6 separate regions of the Mus musculus genome follow, and regions 1, 2, 3, 4 and 5 are each linked to region 6. Evidence: chromatin loops called from intact Hi-C (ENCODE). Cell type or tissue: heart. All regions are shown on one strand.

The links. Peaks named below come from ENCODE experiments on the same cell type or tissue, not always from the same donor. Only the 100,000 strongest peaks of a DNase experiment are listed, where the experiment ranks them.
Region 1: a loop joins it to region 6, with 3 times the contacts of the local background. A loop is called at or near these places in 2 of 42 quality-filtered maps.
Region 2: it touches region 6 in a loop (2.6-fold over the local background); 3 of 42 quality-filtered maps call a loop at or near these places.
Region 3: a loop joins it to region 6, with 6 times the contacts of the local background. A loop is called at or near these places in 6 of 42 quality-filtered maps.
Region 4: it touches region 6 in a loop (2.5-fold over the local background); 7 of 42 quality-filtered maps call a loop at or near these places.
Region 5: it touches region 6 in a loop (4-fold over the local background); 5 of 42 quality-filtered maps call a loop at or near these places.

What each region holds. Positions count from the first base shown.
Region 1 is chr3:55,787,992-55,792,991 of GRCm38, forward strand. All of the region lies in intron 40 of Nbea (neurobeachin), which reads right to left. Among named protein-coding and RNA genes, the nearest start is that of Mab21l1, 8.0 kb to the left of the region's middle. In heart, a CTCF peak has its summit at 2,026; no DNase peak of the experiment used is centred here; H3K4me3 peaks cover 362 bases; H3K27ac peaks cover 188 bases; H3K27me3 peaks cover 252 bases.
Region 2 is chr3:55,517,647-55,522,646 of GRCm38, forward strand. The region is part of intron 16 of Dclk1 (doublecortin-like kinase 1); the gene reads left to right. Among named protein-coding and RNA genes, the nearest start is that of Gm31796, 23 kb to the right of the region's middle. In heart, a CTCF peak has its summit at 3,035 (motif pointing right); a DNase peak (open chromatin) is centred at 3,085.
Region 3 is chr3:57,201,277-57,206,276 of GRCm38, forward strand. No RefSeq gene overlaps it. Among named protein-coding and RNA genes, the nearest start is that of Tm4sf1, 98 kb to the right of the region's middle. In heart, CTCF peaks have their summits at 3,016 (motif pointing left) and 3,219; no DNase peak of the experiment used is centred here.
Region 4 is chr3:55,491,663-55,496,662 of GRCm38, forward strand. All of the region lies in intron 11 of Dclk1 (doublecortin-like kinase 1), which reads left to right. Among named protein-coding and RNA genes, the nearest start is that of Gm31443, 11 kb to the left of the region's middle. In heart, a CTCF peak has its summit at 2,883 (motif pointing right); no DNase peak of the experiment used is centred here.
Region 5 is chr3:56,005,428-56,010,427 of GRCm38, forward strand. Nbea (neurobeachin) reads right to left here. Exons shown (of 58, transcript NM_030595.1): 19 at 4,135-4,216; 20 at 3,790-3,913; 21 at 2,809-3,001; 22 at 1-123. The region is part of intron 6 of Gm31914 (a long non-coding RNA gene); the gene reads left to right. Among named protein-coding and RNA genes, the nearest start is that of Gm22784, 51 kb to the left of the region's middle. In heart, a CTCF peak has its summit at 2,721 (motif pointing right); no DNase peak of the experiment used is centred here; H3K27ac peaks cover 344 bases.
Region 6 is chr3:55,371,441-55,376,440 of GRCm38, forward strand. All of the region lies in intron 3 of Dclk1 (doublecortin-like kinase 1), which reads left to right. Among named protein-coding and RNA genes, the nearest start is that of Gm9831, 29 kb to the right of the region's middle. In heart, a CTCF peak has its summit at 2,330; a DNase peak (open chromatin) is centred at 2,471; H3K4me3 peaks cover 500 bases; H3K27ac peaks cover 1,436 bases.

The DNA.
Region 1 (5,000 bases), 420 kb after region 6:
CGCCCGCCCTCCCGCCCTCCCGCCCTCCCGCCCGGGGGTTCGAACCGCTCCCTTAACCCTTGCGCCACCGCGGCACTGTTGTGAGGCTATGGTTTCCTGGTTCCGCTGCCAAAAAGGTCACTGTATTCGCATCTGAAACAAGGTGTCTTAAACAATTTGGGCCTGGGAAAAATCTCTAGGAAAGTTCAGCATGACGACCACGCTTTAGGTTTTTAGATTCTGACATTTGGAGAACAACAATGATCAAAAATTTTAAAAAATGGCGAGCCGCTTTCTTCTCTTAAATAGAAATTTAACAATTCAAACAATAAATTGGGGAAGTTGAAAAAAAAAGATTACGAGACTAGTTATCCAAACTACACTCTCTGATTTACTCAAATACAGCACGAATTACACACACACACACACACACACACACACACACACACACCAGGAGCTTTTTAGCTGGGAACACATTTCTCAAAGACAGCACTTCCTTTTGACTCTCTCTCTCTCTCTCTCTCTCTCTCTCTCTCTATATATATATATATATATATATATATATATATATATATATATATTTGAGATTTTCTGGGAGTTTATAAAATAATTTCTTTAAGAAAGACACATCACGAAATATTCAACCTTAGAAGTACGTCCCCCCCACTCTCACCCCCCACAAATCTCTAATTACAACTCCCAATTCTGTAGATTGTTGGAGGAGCTCAGAGTTGTTTTTTGTTGTTGTTGTAGCCTCCAGGGAGCAGAGCAGCCACTGAGGGCACACAGTTAATCCACTGCAGCAATAGAGAAAGGGGATTAGCTTTAATCCCCTTAGGGAACCCACTGGATTTTAGGGATCCTATATTAAAATGTTTACATAAAGCGCAATCACAAGCCAGCATGTTTTCCATATGGCACGGAGTGATTTAGAAACCTGGGATCTTTTCCCAAACAGCGTGTTTTGAAGAGTAGCATCCCTGGAGTCAGGAGAGGCTCATCCAGTGGGTTAATTTCTGGCTGCCCCTCCTCATCCAGCCCCTTCATCCCAGCACTAGGAGTTTAACCTCCTGAACTTTGCTCGGGACAGTGAACTGGGAACTGATGGTAAATATAGCTATTCCAATAGCTACCCTAATAATGAAAGAATAAATTACAATAATGTCCTCAGCACACACAGAGCAGTTTCACAGGATGGAAAAGGCCTATTCCTGTAGTATTGGCACATATAATAATTGAAAACTCTACCATAAATAGTAATAATTGGAAAAGAAACAAATGTTCTTTACTTCTTCCATTGGCTGTGGACGCATGGTCGCTTTCAAAGAAAGGTTAGGTGTGTTACTTGCTATTATTCTAGAGTCCATGCCATCAGACACCAGGAAGGAGCCAAGAAGGGGCTTCTCTTTGGAGCTATGGTTCTCCATAGGCGATGGCAAGCCTCACTGTGTACTGATGTGTGGGAAGTACATATTGGCAATGACTATATTTTATTTTATTCTGAGACGGGGCTTCTCTGTGTAACAGCGCTGGCTGCTTCCCGTGTGTGCTGGGAAGAAAGGTGTGCAACCTCATGCCCAGCGCTGGAATATATTTTAAAAGAATGCTAAATACCCATGGGTTTGTATTATGTTACTGAAAAACCAAAACTCCAAGCCTAGACATCTTAACAAAATCACATTAGCATCTTAATCCAACCTTACACTTTACAAAAGTCTTTTCTACCTCAATTTAGCTACAGCCCACTATTAGAAGAAACTGGGTTTTAGATGTCATTATTGTGTGCACCTGCAACAGACCCACTCACTGGCTGACTGCTCACTCTAAGGGGAGAAGAGAGGCAACTCTGGGGGCCTGGGTGGCAAAGAACAAATTGTAGGATGGGGCCTTGATAAAGGGATTTGAAAACTCTCATGACTCAAGAAGGCAGACTGCTGTGCAGCAGAACCTGCAGGAAACGGAATATTTGGAGATTGGGTACTTTAATAACTGTTTTAGAAGGCATGCTAAGGCTGCACCTGGAAAGCAGCATTTACCCACTCCAGCCAGGAGAGGGGTGTTTAATGCTTCATGAGCTTGCTTTTGTCTGAGCTCAGACGGAATTACTAAGTTGTCTATTGTGACATCATGGATGATGGTGCTCTGTGGTGGTTATGTTCAGCTCAGGAGCACTCTGTCTTAGCTTCCACCTCCAGACCAGCTCCCAGAAACATCAAGGCCAGCTCCCACAAGTCAAAACTGGTCCTTCTCTGCTCTGATGCAGAATTTAATCATGTTATGCCAGAGTCCTAGCTATCAAAGGGCAATTGTGACAAACTATATTTGCAGACAGCACTAAACTTCTTTTACCAGTTTTAACAGCACAAAAAATATGGAGTGAATTAAAATTGTTGAAGTACAATTAAAACCGGCACTGTTAGAATTATTTGATAAGATACATGGCTAGTGAATACCTTATTTAGAGTATGTGGTATTACAATGTATGATGGAATCAATTGATATTCTCCTCTTCCTCCTCTCCCTCTCCCTCCTCCTCCTCCTCCCCTCCTCTTTTGCATCAGGGTTTCTGCTCTGTGTATCCCTGGCTGTCCTAGAACGGGTTCTTGTAGACCAAGCCAGACTCAAAGATCTGCCTGGTGCTGCGTGCCGAGTGCTGAGACCCAGCTGATATTTCTTACATTTAGCTAATCTAAAAGTCTTGAATTTAGGGTGATTAAAAAATTAAGACTAAAATATGAACACAGAATAAATGTTCACAGTTGGTTCTGTAATGCAACAAAATTTCTGAGGAAATGAAAATATGGGTAACAGAATGTGGCCAATCCACTGACCACAATGACTATGAAATTTTTATTTGTTATAAGTACGTTGCTAGGAAAACTAGGGGGGAATCTAAGAAAAGAAGATTGAAAGGCTTTAATTTCAAAATAAGTTAAATTTCAGAGGCACATGGGGAGATTGGAATTTCGTTTTGAAATCCCAGGAAAGTTTTAAGCATTCAAAAGCAGAGGTGAGCCCAGAACTACAGGCAGAGGCACTCAGATGTCTGAGTTTGAGGCCAGCCTGAGTTCCAAGACAGCCATGGATACACAGAGAAACCCTGTCTCAAAACCACCACCACCACCACCACCACCACCACCACCACCACCACCACCAGGAAGAAGTAGAAGTAGGCTGGAGAGATGGCTCCTGGTTAAGAGTGCACCCTGAGTTTGGCTTCCAGCATTCCCATCAGGTGATGCACAGTCACCTGTAACCCCAGTATCAGGAGATCCAACAATGTCTTCTGGCATCCAAGTGCACTCGAACTCAGGGACACATACCAATCACAGCCATGTCATTTAGAACATAAAAAATAAAATAAATAAAATAAAATAAAGGGGAAAGTAGAAATGCTTGCTATGTGCCTGAGAGAGGACTCAGAATAATCCCGAGAGAATCTTAGATTTCTATCATCTAAGACAGTTCTGTTTGCTTCAGGTATTTTCAGTGTCTCCAGGCGAGATGTTGAAGGTTTTATAGTGAACACTGATACCTGTCCAACACAAGTGGACATTTTGAACATTTTCATAGGGTATTTCTGCTTAAATTAGAAAATGATGACTTCAACACCCACAGAATGCTTTTTAAGGGTTGTGCATTTCAGTCTTAGACTATTTTCCTCCAGCATGCTCATTACACAGTGTCCTCAAACTGTCCCACTACAGGCATACAGCCTGAACTCAGAAAGTGACCTCTGATGTTCCTTGGTAACTTCTTGAGTTTTGTTGTAAAGATTGAGACTAACAATAACAGATCATCCCCACATACCCTAGTTTCCTGAGATCACTATTTAATGCTTAAGAGCACATATTAATTTCTGGAAAATCTGCCTCTGGAAAGAGATAACTTATCTGAAAGAGGTGGGGGGAAAAAACAAAAAACCTCCTTGATAATAAGCAATTCAAGATTGCACTTTAGCATAAGGTTTTTCAGCATGACAGAGAATGTACTTAACACTAATGTTACCGAAAGCTCCATCTAATTTAATGTGCCTGCACTGGATAATCTTAGGTACCAAGAGACAATCTGGTTGACTCTAACCTTATTTCACTTACCTGGCCCAGTTCACTCAGGTAAATACTTGTACTGAAAAGAAGAGTATATAGTCTGCAGAAGAAACACTTCACAAAGCACATCGTCCAGGTAACACAGGACTGGGATGTCCAGGACACAAACTACCGAAGCAGTGGCTGTTTTGGAGCTTGTGTGGGACTTCGCTCTCCCAGGTGATCTGGATGAGATCTGTGTTTCCAGTTATGTTACAATTAGTTGGACATATGGGAAACATCTTTCATCTTCTAAAATTAGGCTCGTTTATGGCACCAGGATGTCCTGCTGTATCCGGGAAGAGTGAACTCCTATAGACAGCTCTGTGGAGAAGCCTGAGCTCCTTGGGAGCAGGAGACTTAGAGGGTCTTTGGACTCTAGCTTGGGCTCCTGCTAGCCTTGCTGTGCCCAGGGCTTCTGGCACATTGCCACTGCAGCTCGTGTAAGTCACTGAACATGTTACTGATCTCTTCCTCCTGTTCACATACGCAACTTGAAGGTGGGCATGTTTTCTTCACCGAACCCAGAACTTTCTCATAGAATGCACTGTGCATTTACACAGAAAATGATACATACCATAGTTCATTTGTATGCCACAGTAAAAGTTACTTAAAATATCAAATACTATTTTCTATGTTTTATTTCAAATTGTCCTTTAAAAGCATAAGAGAGACTGAATCCTGGAGAAAATAAAATCTAAAACTATACTAAAATCCAATTGGAAATTATACTTAATTATTCTATTACACCCAATATATATTATTCACCAACATGGCATAATTTTATAACTGCCACAGTTTTTTCAGCATGCAGTTTGTACTTTCTTAACAAATTAAGTATAGAGGCATTTAACCAGCATCCCTTCATTCGTGCAGCAAGTAATGGCTGTGTGTTGTATTCTTTTGGGAACTACATGGAATACAATAATTTAT
Region 2 (5,000 bases), 150 kb after region 6:
CATATATCAACGTCTCACGTAACTTGAGTTTTAAACAATTTCCTCTTTAGCCAGAGTATGTACGCCTTAGCAGCACACTCAGTGTGAGACCCACTTGGGCTGTTTCTTTCCCTTTTCTCAACAAAGAACTTGAGGCAGAACGATAAGGGGATCCTGGGAGAGATTTCACGCTGCGGACAGCCGTGCTGCTCCGCTCATGCGCAGTGTGCAATTGGTCAATCCTTGATACCGGTGTCTCGGTGTTCTGATTTTCTTCCTGGTTTTGATGAAAGGGACCACTTTGAAGCAGGTCTCCATTAGTAGCTGTCTGGCAGGGGCTTCCTCACTTTGCAAGAGGCACGGAAACGTGCTTGCTCTTGCTGTTGGAATCTCACAGTCCTCCAGGGACCTTTTTCAGTACATTGTGGGTGATGACACATGGGTAAACTGACGGTTATCCATAGAATGTAAACTCTTTGGGATGTTCCTCAGCAACGCTGAGGTTTTACACACTCATGTTGTTCTTTTAGCCTCTCTTTATCTCTTTCCAAAACTCAGTGGGGAAAAATATCAACTGCCCTCCATGTTTTCCAGGATGTCGGCATTCTTTGTCATCAGCTAACATCCATCACGAATTTTTGCAAGCCTCTATCTCTCGGGAAAACACGGCTAAAACAAAGTTCTATTTTCTTAGGTCTGGATATTCCAAAAGATTTAGCCCCAGTGGGCCACCATTTTGGAATGAGTGGTCAACACCAAATGCCCACAAAAAGGAATGTTTCTCTGCTCCCTTTGGAGCTCATGGCTGCTACAGAGAATGTTTTTCCCACCTGGGCCATTTTTTCCCCATAATTTCATTTTAATTGGTCTTTGGTTAAGTTTGCTTTAGCTGTTCAGTAACGGTTTGTTTAAAGCATTCTGAGAGTCCTGTAATGACTATGGATAGAGACTTCTGCGTGATTTTCCAGTTAGCACAGGATACATCTTTGAGGGCAAATCCTATTTTAATTAGACACTGATAAATTCTGAAACCAAATATTTACGAATTTCTTATAACTTCATCAAAACCTCTCAACAGAATATCAGTGGTCATCGACACGTTTTCTAAGCATCAGGACTTTACCATTTTGAATGCAATCGTTTTTCTTTTGTTTTTGTTTGTTTTGCTCCTGGCCCTGTACACACTGCTGACCTAGAACTCACTATGTAGTCCCTGCTGGCTTCATTCAAACTTGAAGCAACCTTCCTGTCTCAGTCTCCTGAGTGTGGCTCACTGTACCCAGCATGAATGCTATTTTGGATACAGAGGTCTCAGTTTGTCTCTGACATATTTTCCACGGCAGTCAAGCCCCCCCTGTAACTCTAAATTGCACATGAGTTCAGTGAGTCTTTAAGTCGCTTTAGGCATTACACAGCACTTCGGTATAATCTTTATGTTAACCCCTGTCAATCACATCTCAAGTATGAAAAATATCAATGTCAGAAGAAAGGGTCTGCAATGCCTCTTCTCCAGGATGCATTTCCCACACCAGCATGTGCTTTCTACGAGGACTCCTGCGAAGCTTCCAGGCGTGGGGCGGAGCTGGGAATTAGAAGCTGACCAATATGACTGCCTTGCTTTCAACTTTCAGAATAACACTGGCAAATTCCATAAACTTGTTTCTGATCCTAAGTATAAAGACTACTAGTAGCAGTTTTATCACAAGGAAAAAAAAAACCCCTATCATTAAATAATCTTCCCTTTCAAACTCTTGAGTATGACTACAAAGCAGTACTCTTTTGTGAGACAGGACTTTAGTGGAAGGTGAAATAAATACCTTTTATAAATGGTATAGTCTACAGAGGCCACTTGACAATTTAATAATTCTGGTTTTATTCCCCCATGATAAGAATGTCTTCAACAAATATAACATGGTGATTACTTCTGTTTGATGAATTAAAGTAAAAAATAAGTTTCCTTCAAGCAGATTTTCCCCCTCTGAGCAAATGTATGTTCCTGGGAGGCTGAGGCTATGAAATTGACTTTAAATTGACTTTATCTTACATAGTTTTTTTAAAATTATGTGCACTCCTGGAATTTTTTTAAAAAATTAGATTGGAGTATCAGTTTGTAGATTTTTTTTTCCTTTTCCTTTTCTGGAAACAAATAGGTATGGCATTGGTCTCTATGCGGGATTTGTCTTTCTTTAGTGAGAAATCTACCTGGCACAAAGTAGCAATGGTTATAAAGGAGTTTATGGCATACTCTGTTTCTTGAGAGACACAAGAACAAAGGTGCCTATGGGCTCAGCAAGCACTCTCTGCTCACAAGTGCCATTCCTGAAACACAGGAGACCCCCTGGTCTGAACCACGTGATCTTGTTCGTGTTGCCCCCTCTGCTGCCTTCTTTCTCATTCCAAACATTATTGAGACCAAAAGAAGGCTACAAGATGGCTTCATACAAAGGCTCCACAAGGGTCCCAAGTTGGCTGGGAGAGTAATTATCAACTGGAGCTCTTGGGAGTCATCGGGCTGTTCTGAAAGGAGGGAGGTTGATGGAGCGTCATTGAGTCGGGTAGTGTGGTCAGTGGAGCATCCGAGGCTGTGCATGAAACTGAGATAGATATTCTGTCTCTAAGGTTTCCATTGTCCTGCCAGCTTTCATAGCAGTTGGGCAAGTGGTGGTGGGGGGAGGGAGAGAGAGAGAGAGAGAGAGAGAGAGAGAGAGAGAGGAAACAAAAGGTTATTAAAATACAGTGTATAGACACGAAGTGGAATTAGAGATGACATTCTAACGGTGGCCTCTCTGAGAGCGGAGGGGGGAGGGGCATGATTAGATTTGTGCAGCTTGATGAAAAACCCATGACTAAGATGCCACTTTCAATTTTTTTCCCCATTTAATGCTGTTTATTGTTTTAGTTGATAATTTTCCTAATGCTTTAACATTGTCCTTTTGAATTTTGCTCATGCAAATAGAGCATTTCAGTCTAATTGAACAAATCCATACTAATCAGCTAGTAATTGTGGTACTGGAAAGCCGGGTTCAATAGCCCTTGCTTCCTGCTCTCTGGCAGTCTGCCTGTAGATGGCACTAGAGAACTAGTAACTGGTCGCCCTCTCTGTGGCCAACCTACCACCTTCCAGAGAGCAAGGGTGCTACAATTTTCTTTTCATAAAAGAAAAGAAATGATACATTTTTGAAGATTAAAACCTCATGTTGCTTTCTCCAAACGCTAGGATAGCCTAGTTTCCAATCAGAACACCGAATCTCAGAGTGGTTCCTAGTTTAAACGCCTAGGACCCTGGCGTGTTTTTGAAATGCCTTTTGTGCATTAGAAGTAGAATCTGTCAGGAGCGTCAAATCAGTGAGACACTTGAAAAGACTCCAGAATCTCTCTTCCGAAGCAAGGTGCATCCTCGGTGGGCAGAACAGGGCTCAGGCAAGCAGCAGGGCTTAGGAGTTGAGGCTTTTATTCCCAGGTAGCCAAAAGCTAACATCTTATTCCAGAATGGACAGTAGTGGGAACTTAACCTGTGTAGTATTTACTGTGTCTTTTGTTAATGCTAAGCACTTAACTGTACATACATGCTTTTTAATGTACATGGAAAGCTTTTCTGTGTTTCTATTTCATTTTATTTTCCCAGAGAAACTAAATCTTCTTTAGTTCAGGAGTATTATTAGATAGATAGATAGATAGATAGATAGGCAGACAGATAGACAGATAGACGTAGATGTAGATATAGGTCAACTCTCTCTTAAATCTAAATGCTTATGATTTTTGCCTCATTCCTTTCCTCTTTTGTTTCATAATTATAAAGCTGAAACAAAAAATGAGTTTAAGCCTACTGGATCTTACTGGGAGGGTGTTCAATCTCTGTATTCACAGTGACTAACAATGATTTCAGTTTAACCATATATTTTCTACTGTATAACAAAAGGAGAGGTGTTTACATATCTTTTGAAATTGAGGGCATGGTTAAATGTATAAACATTAAAAAACCTGATTGACAGACAAGTCTACCCTATGAAATTGGCATTCAGGATACTCGTAAGGGTCCTGTGTTTCTTTATTTTTATTTTACTTTCAATGTGCAGATTATGTTATTAGCTAGCTGCTCTGCAGGAAAGGCCCCATCACTGTGTGTGCGTGCGTACGTACGTAGTTAATGAAGAGCGTGGACTGGAGTCTTAATTCTGGAACACAATGTTGATCCACTGAGTTGCCCCATTTCTCTCTGCTCAGCTGGACCACGGGTTTACCATCAAGAGATCAGGGTCTTTGGACTACTACCAACAACCAGGAATGTATTGGATAAGGTATGAGATGGTGCAGCTCAACAGTCAGTGTTTCCATGGCAACGTGCTGGCAGTCTCCATTTACCAGTTCCTTCAGTGGATAAACATGTTTTTGATTTGTTACCCAGTCCATATGCTGCTTTATCGGTTTCATTTTAATCTTGATTGAGATGCCACACCCCCTCATTCCTTTTTTTCACCCATTCTTCACACTGACATTTGCCGGCTTTCTTTCCATCGCACATGCTCAGTATCGATTTCCCCTTACGGTTAAAAGGACAGTATATTCCGTGCTGATGCCAAAGCCTTTGCCTGTTGTTGCTGATTGCAGCAATGATGTTTCCAGTGCTCTCCTGCCCTGTAATAAATGGAACTACAGCAGCACTTCAGTGTGTGTTCTATAGAAGTATATACTGTCATTTTAAAGTTACCCAGCCCAGCCTTAACCTTCTCAGACGGTGAGACAATGCATTTACACCTTAGCAGTAGAAATGCCTCCCAATACAGCGGGCTACAGAATGCATTGTGTGTGTCAGTAAGCTTGTGTTTTCAAGTTCTCCACCTTTTCGTTTTGTTTCTGTTTTACCGTTCCCTTCCCCCTCCCTCTATGTACTAGCTCCTGCATGAATTTACTTTCTGAATTTTGTAACTGTCAGATTCTTTAGTTGGCTTCTCTGCTTGAGCAAGGGGGTCGATGGGAAGTGTGACTTTGTTTAACCAGCTTATGAATTCTGTCCCCTCGTT
Region 3 (5,000 bases), 1.8 Mb after region 6:
CTTATTATGTTTATGTATGAACCTTGAATTCCTGATCTTTCCAAGACTTTTATCATGAAGGGGTGTTGGATTTTGTCAAATGCTTTCTCAACATCTAATTAAATGATCATGTGGTTTTTTTTTTCTTTGAGTTTGTTTATATAGTGGATTATGTTGATGCATTTCCATATATTGAACCATCCTTGCATCCCTGGGATGAAGCCTAATCGATCATGTTGTATGATCGTGTTGATATGTTCTTGGATTTGGTTTTCAAGAATTTTATTGAGTATTTTGCATCGATATTCAGAAGGGAAATTGGTGTAAAGTTCTGTTTCTTTGTTGGGTCTTTGTGTGGTTTAGGTATCAGAATGAATTGGGTAGTGTTCCATCTGTTTCTACTTTGTGGAATAGTTTAAAGAATATTGGTATTAGGTCTTCTTTGAAGGTCTGATAGAATGCTGCACTAAACCCATCTGGTCCTGGACTTTTTTGGGGAGCGGGGGATACAACGAATGACTGCTTTCATTTCTTTAAGGGTTATGGAACTGTTTAAATCATTTATTTGTTTCTAATTTAATTTGGTACTGGGTATCTATCTAGAAAATTGTCCATTTCATCCAGATTTTCCAGTTCTGTTGAGTATATGCTTTTGTCGTAGGATCTGGTGATTTTTTTTGGATTTCCTCATCTTCTATTATGTCTCCCTTTTCATTTCTAATTTTGATGATTTGTATACTGTCTCTGTGCTCTCAGGTTAGCCTGACTAAGGGTTTATCTATCTTGTTGATTTTCTCAAAGAACCAGCTCCTGCCTTGGTTGATTCTTTGTATAGTTATTTTTTTTCTTTCTTTCTTTTTTTTTTCCTACTTGGTTGATTTCATCCCTGAGTTTGATTATTTCCTGCTGTCTACTTCTCTTTGGTATATTTGCTTTTTTTGTTGTTTTGTTTTTTTGTTTTGTTTGTTTGTTTGTTTGTTTTTGTTTTTGTTTTTGTTTTTGTTTTTGTTTTGTTTTGTTTTGTTTTGTTTTGAGACAGGGTTTCTCTGTATAGCTCTGGCTGCCCTGGAACTCACTTTGTAGACCAGACTGGCCCCGAACTCAGAAATCTGCCTGCCACTGCCTCCCAAGTGCTGGAATTAAAGGCATGCGCCACTACGCCTGGCTATTTGCTTCTTTTTGTTCTAGAGCTTTCAAGTGTGCAATCAAAATGCTAGTGTAAAAATTCTTTAATTTCTTTCTCTACTTTTTCCTTGATCAAGTTATCATTGAGTATACTGTTGTTCAGCTTCCATGTGTATGTGGGTTTTCTATTGTTATTGTTGCTACAGAAGTCTTAGTCCATGGTGATCTGATAGGCTTCTTGTATATTTATGGGCATGTCTTTCTTTAGGTTAGGGAAATTTTCTTCTATAATTTTGTTGAAGATATTTCCTGGCCTTTTGAGTTGAGAATCTTCTTTCTCTTCTATACCTATCATCCTTAGGTTTGGTCTTCTCATTGTGTTCTGGGTTACCTGGATGTTTTTGGTTAGAAGCTTTTTGCATTTTGCATTTTCTTTGACGGTTGTGTCAATGTTTTCTATGGTATCTTCTGCACCTGAGATTCTCTCTTCTATCTCTTTTATTCTGTTCGTGATGCTTGCATCTATGACTCCTGATCTCTTTCTTAGGTTTTCTATCTCCAGAGTTGTCTCCCTTTGTGGATTCTTTGTTGTTTCTACTTCCATTTTTAGATCCTGGATGATTTTATTCAATTTCTTCACCAATTTGGTTGTGTTTTCCTGTAATTCTTTAAGGGATTTTTGTGTTTCCTGTTTAAGGGCTTCTACCTGTTTACCTGTGTTCTCCTGTATTTCTTTAAGGGGGTTATTTATGTCCTTCTTAAAGTCCTCTATCAGCATCATGAAATTTGATTTTAAATCCAAATTTTGCTTTTCCAGTGTGTATGGGCATCCAGGACTTGCTGTGGTGGGAGAACTGGGTTCTGACGATGCCTAGTAGCTTTGGTTTCTGTTGGTAACATTCTTGTGCTTGCCTTTCTGGTTTATTGTGCTTTCCCATCTGATTATCTCTGGTGTTAGTTGGTCTTGCTGTTTCTGGCTAGAGCTTGTCCCTCCTGTGGGCCTGTAAGTCTGCATCAGCACTCCTGGGAGACCAGCTCTTTTGGTGGGACCTGTGTACCAAGGATTGTGGAACAGCTTTAGCTCCTGTTTGTAGACTGCAACCGGAAAAATCCTGTCCCAGCTGTTACACTGTTCCTGTGCCCTGTGTGCTCCTGGCCAGTCCTGCTTTGGACGGTTATTGGAGAGAAAATGGAGATCTCACCTCTGAGCCCAGGAGTGAGAGCTCTCCTGGGAGACCAGCTCTCTCCTGGAAGGCCCCGTGTACAGAGGACTGCGGAACAGCCTTAACTCTAGGTGCAGATGGCAACCAGAAGGATCCTGTCCCAGCTTCTCCCATGTTAGGGATGCAAAGTGAATAAATTATTGAAGAATAATAAATAAAATAAAATAAAATAAATAAAATTTTATTTTTTCTGGATTCAAGTGCTAAAGTCTTTAAGATAGGCCCACCAGAAGGGGATGAAATATCTACAAATATTTAGTTGTTATGTACTTTAATTTCAAATGTCTTAGAACCATTACAGTATGAAAAGTCAGAAATATAGAGATTCAATGTACAGCAGATTAATCTGTCAACAAATGAGAAGGTACCTCAGAAGAAACTGGAAGTGATACAAGTAAGGAGAGGAATTTCCTTCCCCTCCTGCAGATGAGATTGACCTAGAAAAAGACCTTGAATTTACTGCACAACTTCAGATATTAAATAGACAAGTAGAAAAGCTCTTGAGACAAAGGAGTTTATTCCCAAAACAAGAGAAAGGATATGGAGGAGGAAAAAGTTACTTCCTGAAACAAGAGGGAAGGTATAAAAGACAAAAACAAAAACAGTGTTTGGACAAGAGTTACACCAAGCTGAGCCCTTTCATTAAAAAAGAGATGTGTTTAATCATAGATCTTTGCTGCCACCTTGTGCCAGCATGGAGGAATTATTGCCTGGGTCTTAAAATAACACCTTAAGTGTTTTCAGTAACAAAGCATTAGATTCACGCAGATAGCATCCTCAAGGTTATGTTCAGATTGATTGGAAACCTATAGATGGGACAGATTTAAGGTGATTAAAAGATGCATTGTGAGACAGATAATAAACAATCGGGCTATGCAGAATAGAATTATACCACAGAGTGGAAGGATTTAATGACAGCTATATTAGAAGTTGGTCCTCAATTACAATGGCTTACATGGTGGAGAGAGGAATCAATGGCCACAGAACAATGTAATCAGGCTAAAGGAATATTTATAATAGGATCGTTTTTTAAGTGAAGGTCAATTTGCTGACTGACATATAGGTACAACTTGAGGATACCACTATAGCACAAGGGATTTTTTTTGTGCCTTTAAGGGCATAGGATAGAGTTGAGGACCAGGAAAAATGACTACATCTTTTGGTAAAATTATCACAAGTCCGGGAGGTGCTTACACTGACTTACTGCAAAGCTTAACTTCAGCAGTGCGAAGAACAATAGCAGATCCAGATATAAGAAAGGTGCTACTTGAATCTTTGGCTTTTGAACATGCAAATAACTATCATTAAAAATTCAACTTGCCAATCTAGATTAACGGAATAAAGCTGATGCTGATATTGTATATCAGCTGCATATAATACAACTTTAACTTGACAAGCCTTAGGTAACGGTCTTAACTCTCAGAAAACATGATGCCTTAACTTTGGAAGTTTGAACATTTTGAAAAAAGAATGTAAAAATTTGCATACTAAAGGAAATGACTCATTTCAAAATAATCAAAATATAACAGCAAGAATTTGGAATAAATGTGGAAAAGCCAGACATTGGGCTAATGACTGCCAATCAGTAGGAGATGTCTAAGGCAAATTTTTACCAGAGGATACCACAACTCAGAGAGCCCAACTCAGCACCCAAGAGCAAACAACATGAGCCAACAACATCCTGTCAGTAACAAAATAGCTCACAAAGAAGGCTAGAGAACATAAAGTCAGTATTAGAGATTTAGTGCATGGTATTACTGCTACAGATAGTGCTGCTTTTGACTCAGCAGTGGGTAAACATCTTACACTGTCTCCACAAATTAATTGTTATAAAATAGCTAGTGGTGTGTATGGTCTTTGTACAGAACCAGTAGGGATATTTTGGGAAGTAGTTTCACAGCTCTCAGGTTTATTGTACAGGCAGAACTAATAGATGAAGATTATCAATGTGAAACTAAATCATGGCTTATGTTAAGAAAACTATACAACTATAGCCAAGTGATAGGACTGCTCAATTATCATTACTTCCATATCACAAAGGTAAAGCAGCTTCAATAAATATGACAAGAAGATTTAGAAGTACTGGGAGGAAAGTATTTTGGCAAACTATCATTATTAATGAAAGACCAAAATTAAGGTTAATGGTAAATGATGTTGAAATTAAAGGTTTGATGGACACTGGGGTTACTGTGTTTATAATTTCTGAAAAACCGTGGAATCAAAATTGGCCATTTCGAGATGTCTCCACTCAGTTTATAGATTTTGGAACACATCTCATGTGAAGCAGTGTTGTTTGGATTAAATGTTTAAGGCCAGAAGGCCAAGTAGAAAAGTTAAAATTGTATGTGGCTGACATAACCATAAACCTATGGGGAAGGGGTTTATTAGAATAATAGGGAACTCAAATTAATATTCCTTCAATTTCAGAAACAGCCCATGAAATGGTGTTTTAAATGGTTTATAGTCCTGAAAAAGTTATTACAAAAATTATCAAGGATAATTATAGGTTATATAGGTTGTCAATAGACAGAACAAAACATGAATTGGCTTTGCAAATTTAGACTAGAGGCCACTGCTAATAATATGCCAATAGCCTTGCTTTTAAAATGGCTAACCAATATGCCTATATAGAGGCAGAGCAGTAGCCCTTAACAAAAGAAAAATTACAGTCAC
Region 4 (5,000 bases), 120 kb after region 6:
AGGAAATATAGTGAGACCCTGTCTCAAAAAAATGTTTAAATAAAATAAAATATCTTAGCTCCCACTTCACAAATAAAAGGTGGCGAGGCCTGCTACTGTAGAGAATCACTTACACGTTCAGCCTCATATGAAGGGCCTTTAAAAATACCCAGTATCTTGTTTAAAACCCACTGCCATCATATGGAGTAAATTCCTTAACTCCTCCAATTGATTGGTCAAGACACTGGGTACCTAGAATTTAAATGACTTGCCCAAGGTTATAAAATACTATATGTGTAGAAAACTCCGGATCTCCACTGAGTTCCAACTCACAATGCCCCTAGACTTCAGTGGGCTCTGAGTTAGGGGGAGACTAATCAAGAGCCACTGTGGGTCAGGTCCCATGCCAGGGAACTAGATACATTCTTTCATGGAGTTGACATTCAATCATCAAAGACGGGCATTCAAGAAGTAAATACACACACAATTAGCTCACTGCAATTACATTGGTAATCTTGAAGCCGCTGAGGTCAAATGGCAGGGGTCTGACTTAATTGCACCTCAAATTCCGAATCTCTGTAGCAGCCTAAACATTCTCTTCTGCTTAGCTGCCTCCGTGAACTGCAGCAATTTTCCGTCATCCACAGTCATTACTCCTGTATCCTGCTTCATGTAGCAGTGCCTCATGGGAACAGGTTTACAAGTGGGTCTTTGTTAAGTAACTTCTCTATGCTCCAAACCTCAGTGATTAGACAATAAGGCTTCATTTTCCTTCGCTGTACACTTTTGAGGCATCCATTGTTTATCAGTTCCACACCAGACCATTATCTAGTTCTGTAAATAACTTCTATGTTATAACTGTATAGAGCAGTGTGCTTTCTTTCGAAACTATAATTTGCAGGATATTTTAAAACACCCTGCTCATTGGAACATACTTTAACTTAAATGAAAGAGAATATATATATATATATATATACATATATATATATATATATATTCTCTCCCCTTTTTCTCTCCCTTTTCTGATTTGATTTGAAGTATATAAAGAAACTATTGCAGCCATTCATAATAGTTTTTTTTTTTTTTTACATCTACACAGGAAACTAATATATTCACTTCCCGAGTGTAGTGTCTGTGAGTCGGTACATTTATGAGGGATAAACTTGTTGCAGAATAAATATAAAAACAGAACACATTTAGCAGGATGAAGGTGACATTTCTATTTACCCAAGAGATCCCTCTTGATTGGAAATGCTATTGAGTTTTCCATAGGCATAGGAAAGACCATTATAGGGGCACAACTTTACCCGCTCAGAGTTTACACTCTACAGGGTCCTGATGCTGTCTCCTTTTGTAAACTTGAACAGCTCTTTAATTTCCCCAAACCTCCTCCACAGGAATTTCATGAAGACGAAGAGATACATATCCGTCAAGCCCTTTGCTTTTTATATCCCTTTTACATGTAGCCAAAAAATTAAAACCACCTCACGGTAACATTATACACAGGAAAATGCCGTATTTTCTTATCTTTTATTGTCGGTGTTTTAACATTTTTACTATTCACCCAGATACGTTTTTTTTTCTGTTTTATGACAAAACATAGATCTATGAGATTATTTTAGAAAAGTGTCTCAGTAAAGTTAGTATACAATTTTGAACGTGTTAACTCGCTACAAGGAAACTTAACAAATTCATACAAATGCCTCCTTCTCCATTCCGCTTTCCGCTTTCACAGAGAGACCCCCAAATCTGTCTGAATTGTTACATTGCTAACAAGGCCTTGGCTGATCAAATCTGTGATTGAGAGTTTTTAGTTAGCACGGTGATGTTTTTGTTTTTCTATAAATGTCAAATACAGACTTCATTCTATGTAGTCTAACTGGGTATACAGAATTCTGGGTCTACTTTACTTTTAAGTCTCACAGCACAAACATTAAAATGTAGCATTGCTTTAAAGATCTGTACTGATTATGCAAATGAGTGATTTAACTGTGTCTGATAAGGTCACAGTACTTTAATGAGAAAATACGGCCTCCCCTGTTGCAGTGGGTTCTGATACACTTTAGGTGAGAACTGACAGCGGACGACTTATAGATTTATTTTTCATCAACTTTAACATTTTTCCCTCTATGTCCTTCATGTGTTGGTTTGCTTTACTTGGCATCAAACCCGGTGCATAATCATCAAGTGGATGGGTACAGAGTGGGTGAGACAAGCGTGAGAATGTGAGGTGCTTCATTAAAGAATGGAGGACAGAGGGGCTCAGGCCATTTCTCAACCCCTCAGTTACATGGTTTGCTCCAGTACAAATGTGTCTGAGAGGAGAGAAGGTACAATAATTCCCCAGCCTCACTCCTGCATCAAGACTAGTATGCATGCATGCTGCAAGACAGATTATGACTAAAGGGACTATTTCAAAACCCAAAGCTATGAAACCTATTTGTTGGACTAGGTAGGTAGGACCATTGCATACCTGCACATACAGTGGCTGGGACTCCATGCGCAAGATCTGCACCTGACCAAGCCAGCCAAAATCCCAGCATGCAATGGGCTCCTGAAATCTCACCCCTATCTGAGGAGATTTCAGCAGTTGATGACTGCTGGAGTAGGCAGTCAGTTTTATTCAGTGATGCAGGTCCTGGGAAGCCAAACGCACCAATACATTATACCCTATACCCATGCAGGTATCAGCAAGTGAACTCAGTAGCTTTTCTGAAAAGAACACATGGAATTGGCAGGGGAAAGTAGGGGTTAGGTAGGGGAAGAAGTTAAAGGAGAGATAATAGGAGGTAGGCTTGATCAAAACACATCTTGCACATTGCATGAAATCGTCAAACAATTTTAAAAAATAACATTTTTAAATGGCAAAGAACCTAATGCATGAAGTTCTCAGAGGTGACCAGCAGATGGCAAAATACCGCGGCAACAGAGCACATCGTCACACCTACTACTTCTTCCAGACCTGATGGGTCTTAAAAAAAAAACTACATACAGACAAAATTTAGTCTTTATTGGCAAAAATATAACTAAGTCAATGGTTTTATTAGGCTATAAAGTAAACAGATTGTTTTTATTTTTTTAAATGTATATGCTTAAACCATTTTTTTCCTCCCTAACTCCAGAGTACCCTGAAGATAAAGGTAGTTTTCCTGAAACTCTGACTCTCTTGGTGGGGAACTCTCTCTCTCAGAAGCCCCTGCCCAAACGCTCGCTTTCACAGCTCCACATTGTTCTATCTTGCAGCATGTATGTGCCCTTCTCATTGTTCTCAGTAGATGGCTCACCCTCTGTCAGGGTTCTTTTGTATTAGGTGACCCCATAGTTTCCATGCAAGACAACACTAGACTCAGGAGATAAGGGATGTCCTTCTGTCTCAAACCCAAGACTCCCAAACCCCAGATAAATCCATTGAGGTGTGAGATCCATAGCATTGCTAGAGACAGAGAATACAGTGAGAGACACTCTAGAGGCCATGGATAGAAGGACACCAGGTGCAACGTATTTGGTCCCCAGGCAACACACATAAGAAGTAGAAGAAAACTAAGAAAGTTCTGGAAGTCTATAACCCATACTGTTTACAACAGACATTCCCGTGTGAGGACTCTAGATGGGTTCAATTACTTTTCATTTGTAGTAGTCTGACTTTCCTAATATTTTTTTCCTGCAATATATGAGCTATTAATTGTGTGACCAAAACGTAATGAAATTTTTTTAGAATTGCTGTAATATTAAGTTCCCTTGGTCTGGGCAAAAATCCTATTCCTAGGATCTGGAATGTGCCGCTGCAGCTGTATGGACGCTGTGTCAGATAACTTCATGACGATTTTAAATTGGGAGTAAGAATCAGGTTTCCTGGGGTTTCCGTTCACATCTTTCTCTTCCTGGGTATCACCCGTGACATGCTTGGACAAGAGATTTTATTTCTCTTAATATTGAAATCTCTCCCATTGCTTACTTCTGTCTGGCCTGTATCAAGTTCTTATCAACTTCATTATTTTGCTTAACTTGTGGTTTCTGAGATATTTGACATGTGGAAATAATTTTTTTTTAATTTGCTTTAGTTTCTTTTCTCCCAAGGAGTTTAATGTATTACTGGTCATAAACTACATTTTGCAAAATAATTCCCCACTTAAGTGTTGCTCTCCTTTGCTTCTTAAGAATTAAAGACTTAAATTCAACCCATTTCTTAAGCATTGTGAGGGCTTTATCCCCTTCCCCCAATTGCCATGGCTTGGGGGGGATTATCCTCTTTTAAAAGTGACTCCATATATAATAAAAGGTAAACTGACCCCTTCACACAGCCTTGCCCATTTCACGCCACTTTGTCAAGTCTATTTGGTGAAATCATTGTTAGCTCCTACTGTGTCCCTCTGCGGAAAGCTATTTCCGTGGTTACTAACAATTCACAGGCCACTGCTTCAGCAGGACTAGCCTTGAATTTGCAGTAACTCTGAGAACTGGGCGGATTCTAACACATCTGTTTTACCAGTCAGCTCTTCCTCCCCCCAGAAGAAAATCTCAGAAACCACTTGACCAGGCTCAGGTTATCTGAGAATTTTCATATTTTATGGTCCCTGCTGCAGTTTTATGAGTATATATATATTTTTTTTTCAAAAAGAAACTTTTCCAAATGGTCTCAGCTTTCCATCCAAGGGACGTTAGCAAATGTGCAAGCATCTCCTGTTTAACTAGATACAGCCAACACAAAAACAAATACCAGCACCCCCAAATCTATATCCTGAACTTTCAGTATATTGATCCCCAATAGGGCATGCCCTCAGCTTCTAATTGAAACCTTTTTCATAATCGTTGTCATTTGACACATTTAGTCTGTCAAGTCATGAGATGTCTTTATGGCCATATAATAAACCCAAGAGAACAACTCCTCTGACTGGGGCCATCTGCAATGATCACAAGGCTAGCTTACAAAACACTAACAGTCTTTACGGTAATAGGATACATATGGCAGCCCACAATTATGTGTAGCTGCATTCAATTAGTGTTGTACAATCACACAGTTT
Region 5 (5,000 bases), 630 kb after region 6:
TGATGAGAGACCAGAGATGGTGCTCACATTTCCTTTCTTTCCTTTCTTAATGTTCTCCTCCTCTTGTCGCTGGTACTCCTCATACATTTTGGCCAGGTACTCTTTGTGTGCTTCGTAAGTAACCTAGGAAATAAGTGAAGAGGACACTGAGGTGCCATGCATGTGCCAAGGGAAAGGGAGAAATAAGAGCAATAAAGTTACCATGATATAAGCTAAATGGTATTAGGAATTTTAAGATTTAGTTTGATTAAATAATAAAAGATTCAGTTTTATTACGTAATTGGAAACAATGATGAAATACAGTGATACACTGTTTCTTGACTTGTCTCTATCCACATGTGTAACTGCAATTTCAAAGCTCCTTTGTAGAGGTTAAATATTCCAATGCTACCCAATATCATATGATATATCATCTGTGAACACTGTTTAGGCTTAAGGACTAGTCAGATGATAATATTCAACATTAAAACTACTATTACAATGACAGTATTCTCACCAGACATTGTTAAGGCACTGCATCAGTTTTAAGTGCAAACGGGTGACTGAATTAGAAACAGCGCAATATGTTCTGTACAAGAACTTGCAATGTCTTTTTCATTGTTACATTAAAACTTACTAAAGCAATGGCAAATACAAGGTGTGTATGTTGAAAAATGTAGGACTATAACAGGCATAAATTCTTCTAAATTTTTCTAATATTAAAAAAATCTCTCCTTATAGGCACACAAAATTAATTTACATTAACAAGCTATTTTGGTTGACCTTTCTTAAAGAGTGCCATCATATGAAATCTGTTTCCTACAGAAAAATCTCCTCAGTCACGGGACCTGGCAACTGTTACCCATGGCCATAATCTGCTTGTCATCTATTCTGATAAATAATTTTTTTGTGATACTTTCCTCTCTGTCTGCTCTCACACTACACAAATGAGTCAAGCAGCTTCATCAGAGGCAGACCAGAAAGCCTAAAATATATATTATTTGGTCTCTAAAATAATTTTTCTAATTCCTATTAAAATAACTATATGAACTTTCTAAATCGCAAAACTTAATTGCAACATAAACGAACAACCTAATTCTGTATGTTCATGGCTCTTCTGTGATGTTACAGGTAGAAGAGCCACAGCTTTGAATCAGTAGAACATAACATGCACATACATCAACTACTCTCCTTGCCAAAGATAAATGGTATTTAAAATTTAATATGGAGAAACATAATTTAGAATTAAGTGTTCACTGTTAAAATATGTTTTAACATTTAAGTGTTAAAAATGTTAAATGAAATGTTAAAACATGCTTTATATGTATTGGTTTGAATAAGAATGGTCCCTATGGGGACATATATTTGAATGCTTAGTCACCAAGGAGTATTTGAAACAGATTAAAAGGATCAGGAGGTGTGGCCTTGTTGACGAAAGTGTGACACTGGGAGAGGGCTTTGACGTTTCCAAAGCCCATAACAGGCCCAGTGCTAAAGCCTATGGATCGGGATGTAGCTCTCAGCTCCTCCTCCAGCACCATGCCTGCCTGCTTGCCACCATGCTCCCCTCCATGACAATGAACTCACCTCTGAAACTGTAAGCAAGCCTCAAATTAAATGCTTTATTTTATAAGTGTTGCCTTGGTCATGGTGTATCTTCATAGCAATAGAGCACTAACTACAACAACACAATTAAAAATATTACTTTAAGGTGCATGCCTTTAATGCCAATACTAGGAAGCCAGAAGCAGACAGACCTCTGTGAGTGAAACCAGTCTTAAATGTTAGTGTACACAGCAAATTCCAGCCAGGCAGAACTAAACAAACACGGAATCAAGAAAACTATGTATCTATCATGGTCACTGACACTGAGATGCCTTCCTCAATTTCATGTGGCAACTCATTTTTGACACAGCGTTTTGTACTGACCTGGGCTCTATGGTTTTGGCTAGACAGACCGGCTGGCTTGAGAGTCCTTGGGATCTACCCATCGGGCTCTCCAGCACTTGGGGCGAACAAAGTGTGTGCAGCCACGATGGGGATCCAAATTCAAGTCAACCAAGCCCCTTTTGAATGTATTTATTACTTATTTTAGAATGAAAAGAAATCTGATTACTTCAAAAACATCTTTAAAAGTACTATTCAGCTACTATTTCATGAAATATGCTTGTAAGAATTGAATATGGTTCAGTTAAAAAGCAACTGGTTCTCATGCTGGCTACAAACATATATAGTAAATTTTCCAATTGAGAGGACATGAAATGGCTCATTAAGGAAAGGCGTTGCCTCCAAGCCGAAAGACCAGAGTTCAATCCCTGGAACCTGTAACTGTAAGCAGAGAACCAACTCCTGAAAACTATCTTCTGGCTCCCAGACTCAGCAAGTGCTTGCATGCACTCACACACCTACACACGAACACCTCCTCCTGCCCCCGACACACACACACAAACAGACACACTTACTTAAAGTGCTATTAAAACAAAATTCATAATTTACAGACTTCATAAGGTTTTTTTGTTTGTTTGTTTGTTTGTTTGTTTGTTTTTTGAGACAGGGTTTCTCTGTATAGCCCTGGCTGTCCTGGAACTCACTTTGTGTAGATAAGGCTGTCCTCAAACTCAGAAATCCACCTGCCTTTGCCTCCGAGTAAGTTAAGTGATCTTAAACCACCTTCAGGCTCACCAAAGGGCAAAGAAAGGACAAAGTCAAAATTAGGATCAAGGAAGGAGCCATGACTGAGAATGTCCACTAGGTGGCACCAGATGAGAGTTTATAGCCATTTACTTCCTGGCTGAAACTTCAATGACAGAAGAAGCCAAATCCCCTTACCTTGGAATGGGCTATTGAGAGTGTGTCCACCCAGACTCTCCAGCCTCCCCATTCATATTTTATTGCATGATACAAAAGAATCCGGAAAATGTTGTAGACCATCTCAGTAATCTTCTGTTCCTCAGAACTTTTTGGATTGATATAGCCAAGAGAAAACATCCAGTCCTGCCACACTGAACATTGCAGTAAGCATCTAAAAAGAAAATGAAAAAGACCTCATTAAAATTATCAAAATTATAATTTACTACTTTGAAACTTAAAGTGATGAAAATATAAGCCAAGTACACGATTATTCTCTGTATTCTGCATTCTATAACCTCTATCAATTTCTTTCTTTCTTAGAGAACTTGAATTATAAATCAAATCCCTCCCTACCTCTCCTGTCGAGAGACAGCTTTAGCTTCTGCGTGTTCGCAGTAATAATTCACTGCTAACACTCACGGTGCTCTCGACTGGCTCTACAGCACCCCCAACCCAACTGTGCTAGTGTGGGCACCAAAATGCTTCACACACAATACAAAAATGCGTTAGAAACTTAGGAAATGACCAGACACATATTCAAGGACTCAGGCTGTACATCATGTCTGAGCTAGGATATCTTAAATGCATGGCAGGACAACATCAGTGAATATGGACACACCCAACATAATGAGAATTAAAGGCACTGTTGCTGATAGGGAGATGTGAGAGATAGTGGCTACAGCATAAGTACAAAAGTGTTCATCTGTATATTCATATGTGTGTGTGTGTGTGTGTGTGTGTGTGTGTGTGTGTGTGTGTGTGTGTGTGTACTAGGACAACTAAATAAAAGCATATACAACTGATAAAGTAGGATGAAATAAATTGCTTCTAAGAAACGCAAGCCTTTTTAAAATGATTTAAGAGAATTTAACAAATTATTTGAATTTTTCATTCGAAAGTTATGGAAAATCAAGAACATAAAAAATATTAATCTAGAATAAAAATCAGACTGTTTTTTACCTTCTATTTTCACGGCTGTTACTGAAAAGCTTAATCATGTCGGATAAAAACAGCCGACGGACTTCCATCAATTCTGCACTTGGTGTTGAGTTCTTTAACAAAGTTGCCACCACCTTAAGAATCACTATATACAAACAAATTCTGAATTAAAATTTTAAAATGTCACCAAGACGTAGCACCACATTCACTAATTTTCAACTCAATACTTGGCTCCGAGTGGAGCTGTCCCTGTCCTAAAGTGGGGCCACCAGAAGGAACGCAGTCACGAGAGGCTCTGGTTTGGTCCCACATGTCACCGTGTAACGGCCGCGCTGCCGCGCCGCGGGAGGAGCGGCTTCTGCTTACTTGGATTCTGGATTTTGACTGTGGAGTCTGGCTCCGGGTGTGGTTTATGCACAACTTGAGTACAGACTTGCTCTGTCAAGATCTGAAAGATGAACAATTTGAACTTTGTTTAGAGAAGAAATTAAAAACAACTGCATAATATAGCTTTAGTAAAGAATCTGTCAAAGGTTTTGAATAATTTTAAGTCAAAAGAAATATCCCTCACAAAAGAACTTTCTAAAATTACATATGTCCTTAAACTCTGAAGTCTATATACCTCAAATTTTACTTACTTTGGATAAAGACAAAAGCCAGACACCTTATATATAGAAGAAAAGAATAGTTAGCTAATATAAAATTTGCTCTGTTTGAAATATGCTTTCAGTATGCAATTTTAAGACCTCTGTGTTTTGAATTATAAATATTTGATGTTTTGTGTCATGCTAATTAAAAAAGTCAGTAACTGTTAACAAACCTATGCCTCATACAGAAAAGAAATCTAAAACTTATATTTCTAATTTTGACTAGAATGTAGGCTTAAAACCCTCAAGCAAAACCAGACATTTTGGTTATTGTCCATGCTTAGCACCAAGAGCTGATACATATCAGGAGTCATTATGTGACAGAATGGATAACTCCGTCAAATATAGATAGTCAATGTGGTTGCTCATGTAGCCCAGGTTTAACCATACTTGTCTCATCATTACAGCTAGCTCGCTATCTGTCTGTCTGTCTGTCTACATGCACAAAATTTCAGTAGAGATGAACTCCACTTAGAGCTAATGCTAAACTCTGAACACTCTTTTAAAAACACAGTTCAACTCAAAATCAATACAAAAAAGTCATCAGCCCAAGTACAGTCGCCTGTAGTTGTTGGAAGCTCTTGA
Region 6 (5,000 bases):
ATGCAGTCGGTGTATGCTAAGGTCATTTCTCCCTGGCTTTACACTACTGTAAAGTCAGAAAATTAAAATAATAAGTCAAATAATAGTAACTGGCACCATAAGTTATTTTTTTTAAACCAGAATTAAATAATAAAGGACCCGTCATTTGGTCGAAGTGTATAAAAGAGTGACTTTTGCATTAAGGCTGTGCAGCTTGGAAGACTGGATGTGACCAGCTCTACCTGATGCCTGCAGCAAGGGCAGCCTCTGAGGACACACTCGGTGAATGAGTGAAGACACTTTCAATTCTACAATCCTTTTTTCTCTCTTGAAATTGCTGCCCTGTTGAAACAGGGATGGCAAGGGGACGTGGTCAGGCAGATAAGAACAATTGCTTTACAAGGACGAGGACTTGGGGTAGGAACCTCAGCAGTCATGCAGAAGGCAAGGCAGGGCCCCGCGCATGCCTGGAACCCTCCTGCTACGGCAGGCAGAGACAAGGGGCTGCTCTGGGTTGCTGGCTGCCACCTAGGGTCAGTGAGAGACCGGATCAGGTGAGCAAGGCTAGAAGGGCTAGAGCAAGCCATCCCTTCTTTGACCTCTGCCCTTACACACATAAGCACATACACAGTCACATGTAACACATACACACCACGTAACACACCACACAGCACACACACACACCACATCACATACCACATACAATACAAATACATACACACACAAACACACCACACAGCACACACACTAACACACTAACACACATCACACGCACACACACACAAACACACACCACACACCACACCACACACACACCATATACACACACCATACACCACACACAAAAACACACACCACATACCACGCACACTACATACACACTCACACACATCACATACCACACACACTACAAATACATACACACTCACACACATCACACAGCACACACACAAACACACACATACCACACACCACACCACACCACACACGCATCATACACACATACACACCATAGACACACACACACACCACACCACATACACATATATACACCACACACACACACACACAAACACACCATACCACATACCATGCACATCACATACATAAACAAACACCACACACCACATACCATGCATACTACATACACACTCACGCACACCACACCACACACACATCACATACATACAGACCATAGACACACACACACCACACCACACCACACCACACCACATACACATATACATAACACACACACAGAACCACTCTCCACCTTATTTTACAAGCTCACTGAGTCAACTGGACAGACTGACAAAGCTTCAGTCTGTCTCCCCAGCTCTGAGATCCCAGGAGCACAAGAGGCTATGCTGATCTTACTATACACCAGTCCTAAGTTAGATTCCTTCAGGACCTCCTGTTTATACAGCAAGCATTCTACCAACTGTGCCACCCCCCAGCCCAGGAATGAAAATGTTTAATTTTTTTTAAGTTGAAAGTTTTGTTAGGAAGAATTATTATAAAATTGTTGCCATTTGCACAAGGTTATCATCAAAGTAATGAGAAAATAAAAATGCAACGATGATTTATTTTATGAAAATAACCTTATAAAGTTTTTGTGTGAGTTCATAATGAATTGTAGACACATTTCATAACTGATTATAAAGAGGAAAGCTCATAATAGCTGGTTTACAACACCATATTTTATAAGAACACTGAGTGTGAACACAGAATAGAGGCCAAGCGTGGGATGAAATGGAGAGAGACACCCTGGCTCTGTTTTGTTTTGGGTCCTGGGGAGCCTGTATATACCACGTTTTAATTGACAGCTGTTTGCAATGGTGAATTATGAATCCCTTTTGATGCAGCCTCTTAAGTCACAAGGAAAGAACATTTTTTAACTTCACAAAAAGTGTTTCTCTTCCTTCGGTAGAAGTTCATGTGAGCAGCAGCAGGGAACAGTGTCTGCAGAGGACTAAAGTTCAATTCCCAGCACCTCTGTCAGGCAACTCAGAACCACCTCAAGCTCCAGCTCCACACACACTCATACACATCAATAAAATGAAAACAGATCTTTAAAACATGAGCAACAGAACTTTTATGTCTACTCTATCAGGAAAAGTGGAAAGAAAGTTAAAGGATTGTACCGTACGTAATCAGTGCGTTCAGTAAATGGACTGAATGTCTTGGCTTTCATCTTTATACTGGCTTATTTTATTTTATCTTTATGTATTTTATTTTATTTTATTTTATTATTTTATTTTATTTTATTTGCAATGATCTCTTACCATTTGAAGGGTCCTCTCAGCATCCAGAAATGTCTGAGGTCTATCCTCCATTTGGTGTGTAGAGGGCGCTCTTGTAAAGAAAATCTCCTCTCCAAGGCTCCCTGATAAGAATATAGGCCAGCTTCCTGCTATCTTTGTTGCCATGGAGACCACACTCCAGTGAGGGGCAATGGATTCCGTGGTCCCGATTTAGAAATGTGTAACCAGCAGATGCCTTTACTGCCTTTGTTTCAATCTTTGCCCTTGCGGAGCGACTCAGGCCGGAAGCAGAGCCGAGGAAGTCCGTGTTTGCCTGCATGGTTTTGTTTCTTCTGTACAACATCTGTCTCCTGAGACGGATGCACTGGCATGATGAGCCAATGGAGAAGACAAGACGCGAATTCATAGCTAGAAAAAGAAATGCACTCTCCTCCAGCCAAAGAAGCAATTCAAATTAGTTTAAAGGAAAAAAAATGTTCTTATTAGACACTTGCTTATACTGTTAATATACCATATATGTGATAACTACTTACATAACTGTTAAATCAACTGAAATGTCTGAGACATACATGCCAGGGTACAGGTTTCTGTAGATTTGAAAGGACTTATTTTGCTGTAGATTGGCAGTTAAGAGCCCGCATTTGAATTCTAACTGGATTCAAATTCCTTCTTGTCTTCTACTCCATCCTAGGCTGTCCGCTTCATTTACAAATTGGGGTTCATACCACCATAGTGTAATTTAGTGCTCTCATCACTGTGACTAACAAATAATCAACCTCTATAGAGGAAAACGTTGATTTGGGTTCACACTTTGGGAGGATTCAGTACATAGGTGATCGCTTTGGGATCTTTGACAAAGCTGGGTGTCAGTCACAGTGGGACCGAGGGAAAGCACAACTGTGACTAGGGACCCAAAGAAGATGGGAGGAGCTGAGGGTGCACTGTGCCCTGAGTAACCTAAGGACCTGCCACCAGGAAGCACCTGTACTAACTCCTAATAGCACCATGCTGGGAGAAGAGGGAACCTCAAATAAGTAAGGCTTCCACAAGAGCTACAGGCAAACCTGGAGGGCATTTTCTTATTTGGTGATTGATGGGGAAGGCACAGTCCATTGTAAATGGTTCTACCCCTGGGTTGGTGGTCCTGGGAAGGCACAGTCCACTGTAATGGTTCTACCCCTGGGTTGGTGGTCCTGGGAAGGCACAGTCCACTGTAATGGTTCTACCCCTGGGTTGGTGGTCCTGGGTTTTATACGAAAGCAGGCTAAGAAAACCATGGGGAGGAAGCCAGTTAGCAACTCCCCTCCATGGCCTCTGCATCAGCTCCTGCCCTGCTCAAGTTCCTGCCTTTAGTACTTTTGATGATGAACTGTCATATGGAACTGTGAGTGAAGTACCCCACACGCCCAAGTTGCTTTTGGTCATGGTATTTCATCACAGCATTAGGAACCATAACTAGGACAGAGGCAATTTCGGGTCAAGCAGCTATTCAGCACTTGTCAGTCTGTCTCCTTCACTGTGGGGAAGATCAAATGTGGAGCTGGGTGGGCACTTGCCTAACATGCAGGAGTTAGTGGGCCAGCCCACAGCACTGTCCCAAACAGAAGCAAGGGCAATGACTCTTGATGCTTCAGCACACACACACACACACACACACACACAATTATCAGGTACAACATGTTAAAAGCAATGCAGAAACTGATAAGACCATTTAATTAACACCTCCAAGTTTCTTATAGCAAGTGAGCTTAGAACATTGATTTGCTTTCTGTTGCTATGGTGAAACACTGGCCAAAGCCAATTTGGAGAGGAAAGGGCTTATTTAATCTTATAAATCCTAGATCATAGTCTATCACTGAGGGAAGCAGAAGGTAGCACTGAAGCAAAGACTATGGAGGAATGCCGCTCACTGGCTTGGCCTCATGGCTTGCTCAGCCAGCTCTCTTATACACCCTAGGGTCACCTGGGGGCAATAACTACTGGATGCTGAACCCTCCCAACTGATCAATTATCAATCAAGAAAGTGTAGCCCAGACTTACCTACCATCAGACGAGCTAATCGAATGAAGATGTCTCCTTAATTGAGATTCATCTTCCTAGATAACGGTAGCTGTGCCAAGTAACAAAAAAAAACCAGGAAATTGGATATTGTGATCCCTGGTCACTAGCTCTCATCAGCACACTCAATAGCTTTTTTCTTTTAGCACATTTGACAATCAAGCACCAGTGCATTTGACAGACTTCCGTATTGTCCCGAGCACCATCCAAGAGAAATTCTCTCCATGAACAGGGGACTTTCTTTGGAGTTAAATTCCCATCGAATAACCAAAGCACCAGATAAGAACCAGATATCCATGGACAGAACTTGTGCAGTGTGCCAGAAACAGATCACGTCCTCTCTGCCTGCATGAGATGCGCATGGAATTTTGTTACTAATGAGGACATTCCAAAGGGTGTGCTTTTCTCAAAAGACTACAAATCTGCAGTTCCCACAAGTCTGAGAGTTGGTGAAGACACTGGCACCCCTGAGCTTCTGCAACAATGGTTCATGCAACTCTTATTTTAGCCCCAGATGAGAGCAGATTTGTAAATGAGTTTTCAAAGGTTCAAGCCAGGGAAGCCAAAGGGAAGCCCGAGCCAGGGTCCGCACCCCATACTTGTGTGTGTAACTTCTAGAAGCTTTGCACTAATTACCCGACTCAAATCTAAAGTATGCTTTTCATCAAAATAGTAATCTTAAAATCCAATATGGTGGAG